Linked DNA regions of Homo sapiens: region 2 is linked to region 1. A link is a loop called in an ENCODE intact Hi-C map of the cell type or tissue named here. Cell type or tissue: endothelial cell of umbilical vein. All regions are shown on one strand. Links, peaks and the distances in the headings refer to the core of each region. The heading gives the core; the rest is flanking DNA. Region 1 overlaps ZMIZ1 (zinc finger MIZ-type containing 1). Region 2 overlaps ZMIZ1 (zinc finger MIZ-type containing 1).

The links. A loop is a pair of places that touch in the nucleus more often than their neighbours do. Peaks named below come from ENCODE experiments on the same cell type or tissue, not always from the same donor. Only the 100,000 strongest peaks of a DNase experiment are listed, where the experiment ranks them.
Region 2: a loop joins it to region 1, with 6 times the contacts of the local background. A loop is called at or near these places in 15 of 110 quality-filtered maps.

What each region holds. Positions count from the first base shown.
Region 1 is chr10:79,194,074-79,196,972 of GRCh38, reverse strand. The region is part of intron 4 of ZMIZ1 (zinc finger MIZ-type containing 1); the gene reads right to left. Among named protein-coding and RNA genes, the nearest start is that of ZMIZ1, 130 kb to the right of the region's middle. RefSeq lists an enhancer at 1,079-1,168. In endothelial cell of umbilical vein, for the core only: a CTCF peak has its summit at 1,333 (motif pointing right); a DNase peak (open chromatin) is centred at 1,412.
Region 2 is chr10:79,128,196-79,131,094 of GRCh38, reverse strand. All of the region lies in intron 2 of ZMIZ1 (zinc finger MIZ-type containing 1), which reads right to left. Among named protein-coding and RNA genes, the nearest start is that of ZMIZ1, 61 kb to the right of the region's middle. RefSeq lists enhancers at 1,349-1,643, 1,044-1,685. In endothelial cell of umbilical vein, for the core only: no CTCF peak of the experiment used is centred there; DNase peaks (open chromatin) are centred at 1,514 and 1,994; H3K27ac peaks cover 1,265 bases.

The DNA.
Region 1 (2,899 bases), core at 118-2,617:
TCCAGGCCCTCCGTCCTCTCCCTCACTCCAGTGAGCACCCAGGTGTCCCCAGCCAGGATGGACTTCGAGTGGGCTTCTCTGGTTTCCTGGCCTTGGTTTCCCCATCTGCAGAACAGGATGCTGCAGAGGGGCAAGTCAGTGACCCATAAGGGTCTACCTCTCAAGAGGAACTTTCTCCTGACATTGTGTCCGGGGGCAGAGCCCGGTGGGCCTTGATAAATGCTTGTTGCCTGGAAGCCCCAAGCAGGCACAGGAGCTTAGATCCACCCAGCTGGCGACCACAGGGCTCAGAGGCAGTTCTTTTCTGTTTAGTCATAGCGGGGGCCCAGGTCCTGCTTTAAGAAGTTAACAGCAAACTGGGAGATGGGACTGTCCACCTTCGGGCTGGCCCCACGTGGGGTCACGGGCAGTCTTGTCTGGAGGCCGGCGGCTGGACTGAACTGGCTTCTGGACAGAAAGATTCCTGGAATATTAAGGGCCGAAGGTGCTTTCAGGTCCCCTATCTACCCGCTCTGCCTCAACTGGTTTTACTCTGAGGAGCCTGGGGCCCATCAGTGTTTTGTTCAAGGCCAAGGGGCACTGGGCTGGGTCCAGGTCCCAGGGGGGCTTTGCTCCCAGGCAGGGCTGCAGCTCACAGGAACCGAGGGGTGAGTGTCTGGGCTTGCAACACCTGTGAGACCCAAGGGTGGGTAGATGGATGGCAGGAGGGACATCGCAGACCACAGGGACAGCGCTGTGTCCTGTGTTTCTTAATAAAAGAACAAATGGCTAGCGGATTATGGAGGCACCTACAGGTGAGGTGACATTTTTAAACTGTTGAGGTCAATGATGGAGAACTGCGGTTACTAACCCCAGGAATGGAGGAGATGGAGGCTCCAGTCTCTGGAGTAAAAGGGTCAAAGGCCTAGAGAGCAAAGGGTCTCAGGCATAAAGAGAGGAAGGGTGCGCTGAGGGAGGCATGCAAGAGACAGCTTGTTGAGGGGCAGGCTGGGATCTTCCATTTGTTCTACACCTGCTATGTTCAGGCACCAGGCCAGGCCCTATGCAGTGCTAATTTTCTTCATCCTTAAAAGGCTCAGAGAGGTGAAGCAAATTGCCCAAGGTGACACAGCCGGAAAGCTGCTGGGCTGAGATTCAAACCCTCTACCTTTCCAGCTGTTAATGTGCTGTTCTTTGCACTCCCCATGACTGGCAGTCAGAGCTTCCTGGTAGTCCCCACCTCCGGCTGTGACTGGGCCCCAGGAGATGACCTTCTTGTTCCACCCAACCTGCCCAAATCCAGTCACTTACATCACTGGGCTCCCTGCACACCGGCCACCTTTGGGAGGTGACACGCACCTGGTGGCCAGCAGAGGTCGCCCTTCGCCACAAGAGCGCCACTCAGCTGGGCCGCTGCCTCCGCCTCCGGGCTCCTGGACTCCTTTAAGCCTTTACAAGTCGCTACAAATCCTCCGTGGCTGCAGCTCTATAGCCGGAGAGGCCGGGCTCCCGCCCAACAGATCACTGTCGGCCTGGCCCCAGGTGCACCCGTGGCCTCAGCCCTTCCTACTGCCCCTGAATGGGGGGTGAGACCAAGCAGGCTACCCCCATCCCGGCTCAGGACCCCCGCCATGTCTCCTGGTCAGAGCAGCCAGGAGCCATGCAAAGCTAATCAGCATGGGGGATCAGGACCCTGCTTTGCTGAGTGAATAGGGCAGAGAGCTGGACCTCCATTTCGCTGTCTGCAAAGCACAGGATCGGGCTGGCCAGCCTTTGGCAGCCTGTCAAATACCAGCCTCTTAGGATTCCCTGTGAGGAGCTCCGGCTGTTCAGAAAACACCATCCCCACAAGAGGAGAATGCCTGCTTTTGAAGCTGCAAAGCCTGTCCCAAGGCAGGTCCATGGGGAGGCTGAAGGCCCGGCAGCCCCGGGAGCTGTTCTTCCAGGGCAGCCCAAGGCCAAGACGCTGCCCCTTTCACAGCTCTGTGCTTCTTCTTGCACCTTACGCTTGGCTGGGCTTAGTTGGGCAAATGGAAGTTTTTGGATGGTAACATGGGGTCAGCTCGGTCTTCCCAACTCCCGTGGGACGTCTTTCGGGACCAAGCTTCCATTTACACTTCTCACCACCCAGCAGAGCGAGGGTGTCTATGCTTAGCGGCGCCTGGTGCAGAAGACTAGTTCAAGAAAAGTTAGCGGCTATTATGTATAGAGGGCTGCTTGGAGGATAGAACGTTGAGAGCTGAAAAGGCCTGGGAACACCTGCCTCATGCCCTCATGCAGCAGGGTGGGAAGCGGAGGTGGGGAGAGGAAGAGGACACGGAGGGCATCGTGAGCAGAGCTGGGCTGGAGCCCCTCTGACAGGTCCAAATAGAGCCCTGGATATCTCTGGGCTGCCAAGTCAGCAAGGAGAGAAGCATCTCAACGGTCTCAACGGCTGGGGGAGGCAAACAGCCCTCAGGGGGCTCCTCACTGGACACAGGGATGAGGTGCTTCTAGCTGCCCCACAGAAATGTGGAGCTCCACAGGCAGCTAGCTCCCAAGGGTGGCAGCCAACCGAACAGTCAGCTGTCCCAACACAAGTGTTTTATTTCCCACCTTTGAGGCCTCACTAGTTCATCAGTCCACATAATGCACACGCACCCAGAGAGAGGCGTCTGCACAGCACACGTGTGCATAGGCACATACACATGTGACCCCTTGCATACTTCACAGCAGGTATGTGCACATGCTGGATGCCAACACAGATGCACTTGAGCACACACATCTCATGACAGCTTGCACAGGCAAGTGGGGGTCCCCGGGGAGCTGTGTGAGCAGTGGTGTGCAGAAATGATTCAATCACCATGCACATCTGCAGCTTAGGTCCCCTGGGGCAAGCGGTGCCAGTGGCAGGAGTGGGCAGCTCTGCCTACAGCCCGCG
Region 2 (2,899 bases), core at 164-2,663, 66 kb after region 1:
CCTGGCCATAGCCTGAAGGCATTCCATGGCAATGGGGTGGATTAGGCAAGAATGCAAGGCTAGGGCAGGCTGGCTTCCTGGAGTCTCAGGAGATGTCAGGCGGGGGTGCAGCGGGATGCTAGAGCAGGAGGAAGACAAAGAGGGAACAATCCGGGCAAAAATGCAAGGACCCTTCAAAGAACTGGGAGGGCCCCATTTGGAAGACGGTGCTCATTTCATAGATACCTGCCTGATGATGACTGATGGGAGCTCACTTTACTGATCCTTAAAATGTTCTGGGACCCTGCAAACACTTCATAAGTGTCACTTTATTGAATCCCACTATCCTGTGAAGGACAGAATATTATTACCCACATTTCAGAAATGATGTCATTGAAGCACCGAGAGGTTAAGTGACTGCCCAAGGTCACACGGTTAGTCAGTGATGGAGCCGGAATCAGACCCTCATATTATGACCCCAGCGCCTATGCACCAACCATGGCGCTTTCCTGCCATCATCTTGGTCTGCATGTGTGCTGGGGAGACAGATAACTCCTGCCCTCTGGGAGCTGGGGCATGAGATCCACTGGGCAACCGCATGGCAGCAGCTCAAGGGGGAGTCTGAGAAGGGCACGGCAGGGGCACTGCATCCATTTGGCACCTGGCTGCAGCTCTGCTGCAGGCTCAGCCCTGTATACTGGGTAGGGTTGGAGTGTTGACTGGACAGCGCTGGGCCTGGCACTCAGGGTGTCCCCAGACCTTTCACATGACCTTGGGGTTGGAGGGTGGAGGGCACAAGAAGGCTGATATTAGGGAAGGCCTGGGCAGCTCTGGGCAGCCTTTCTGAGCTCAGTAAGGGCCTTAATGTCAGCCTCAAAATTCTGACTTTATGCAAGGTGATGGGGGAAGCCAGGGAGGGCTGGAAAGGGCTCAGGGATTCAGAAGCAGGAAGATGGTCCCCAGCAGGGGTGAGATGCTGAGAGGGTCACAGATCCAGAGATGGTTAAGGGGGCCTAATCAACTGTTGGATGTGGGGGTCAGGGAAAGTGAGGTGTCAAGGATGACCTAGGCATCTCCCCGCAGCCCTCTGGGGGCTTGGATGCCCAGCTTTGCTGAACCAGCAGCTGCCTGCATCAATATGAATTGACCCAGAGCCCAGGGAGCACTGCTCCCCTCCCCCAGGAAGCCCTATCTTGTGGGAGGGCACTGCAGGCCAGCAGGCCACCACCAACTCCGCTCTGTCCCCCTGCTGACCTTTCTCCTTTGTCAGCAGTGCACTCCATCAATGCACCGGAAGGGCCAGTGCGATCCCTCCCAACTGCTCAGGCCAGGGCTGGGGGCAGGGGCTCGCTCTGCCCTCCCTCTTTCAAGGAAGAGGTTTCCTGAACGTCTCCAGAAAGCTGGGAGCAAAGCCACTAAAGCCCTCAGTGCAAATAGGGAGACTGAGGCCTGGTGAGGGGCAGCTCAGAGTCCACCAGACAACTGCAGTCACAGCCTTGAGCAAAGAGCCCACCAGGCATGAGTCATGCCCCTCCTGCTGGCAGAGGGGAGGGAAGAGAGGAAGCCAGAGAGGAGACTGGAGCCAGGCCCTGGGGGATGGGCAGGCACAATCTGGCTGGGGGAGGGGCCTATGAGGTGTGGGAAGGGGCCGAGCGACTGCACCAGCAAGCCCCTGCGCCAAGAAGAGGATCCTGTGGGCTTCAGAGTGGGGCCAGTGGACTCAGGCAGGCCTTGGGTGGTCAACCATCCTGGTTTGCCCACAAGTGACAGGTTTCTGGGACACAGAATTTTCCATGCTAAAACCAGGACGGTCCCAGGCAATCTGGACGGCCACCCTAGTGGGGCTGATGCTGAACTCTGGTTTTCAGTTCAACTACTCTCTGTGTCTCAGTTTCCTCATCTGGAACTCAGAGCTTATAACAGTACCTTGTGTATGGTTGCTGGGAGGTGGGGGAGAGTGACATTAAATAATGTACTTAAAGTGCTTAGCATCCGGCACAGCATCTGATAAAAACCATTAAACAAACGGCAGGTGGCTGCTGTTATTACTCCCAACTGCTAGACTATTCTTACTACTATGAGTACCAGCTAACACATACCAAGTGTTACCCTGCACCAGACTTTCTAAGTACTGTGCATATGTTGCTAATCTAATCCTTACAATACTTAACGGGGAAGGAAGTATTATCATCCCCATTTTCAGATGAGGAAATTGAGGTGTGGATGGGTTAAGCACGCCCAGGCTCTCACACCTGCCAAGCATAGAGCACTGAAAACTACTTTTTCCACTGGAATGATCCCAAAGCCCGGGAGATGCTGGCCAATGTCAAAATGATTATGGTCACACTGACCCAGGGCAAGAACTGGACAAACACACAGGCCACTCTGGAGGTGCCCTGGGGATTGGCAAGCATACCCTGTTTTCAGGGAGACTGAGTCCCTAATCCTTAGCCTGGGTCTTCAAGACCTTCCCCTTCTGGTCCAATCAATCTAATTTATTGAGTTCCAGGGTCTATTTACACAGCAAGAGAAAGGAACGCCCCATGATGTACACACGCCTCCTCCTGGCCCCAGGGGCTCCACTCTTGATCAGGCATGTTTTGCCCACTGCGATTCATTCTGCAACAACACTGCAAAGGTCAGATTCATGCCCATTTCTGAGATGAGAAAAGAGAGGCTTGGAAATGTGCTATGGTCACACAGCTGGATTTAAACTTGTCCAGCTCCGAAGCCTGGGCTCCTCTTGGTTGCTGGTATGACAAAATGAACAGCATGAGGGCAGAGGGCCACACCGCATATGTCTGGGTCGAGTATGGTGCAGGGAGAGGTGAGTACTAGAAAACTCCAAGGAGGGCAGAGCCCCCTCTCTTAGAGCAGGGGAAACTCTGGCAGCTCAAAGAAGGCACCCAAGCACCTAGGG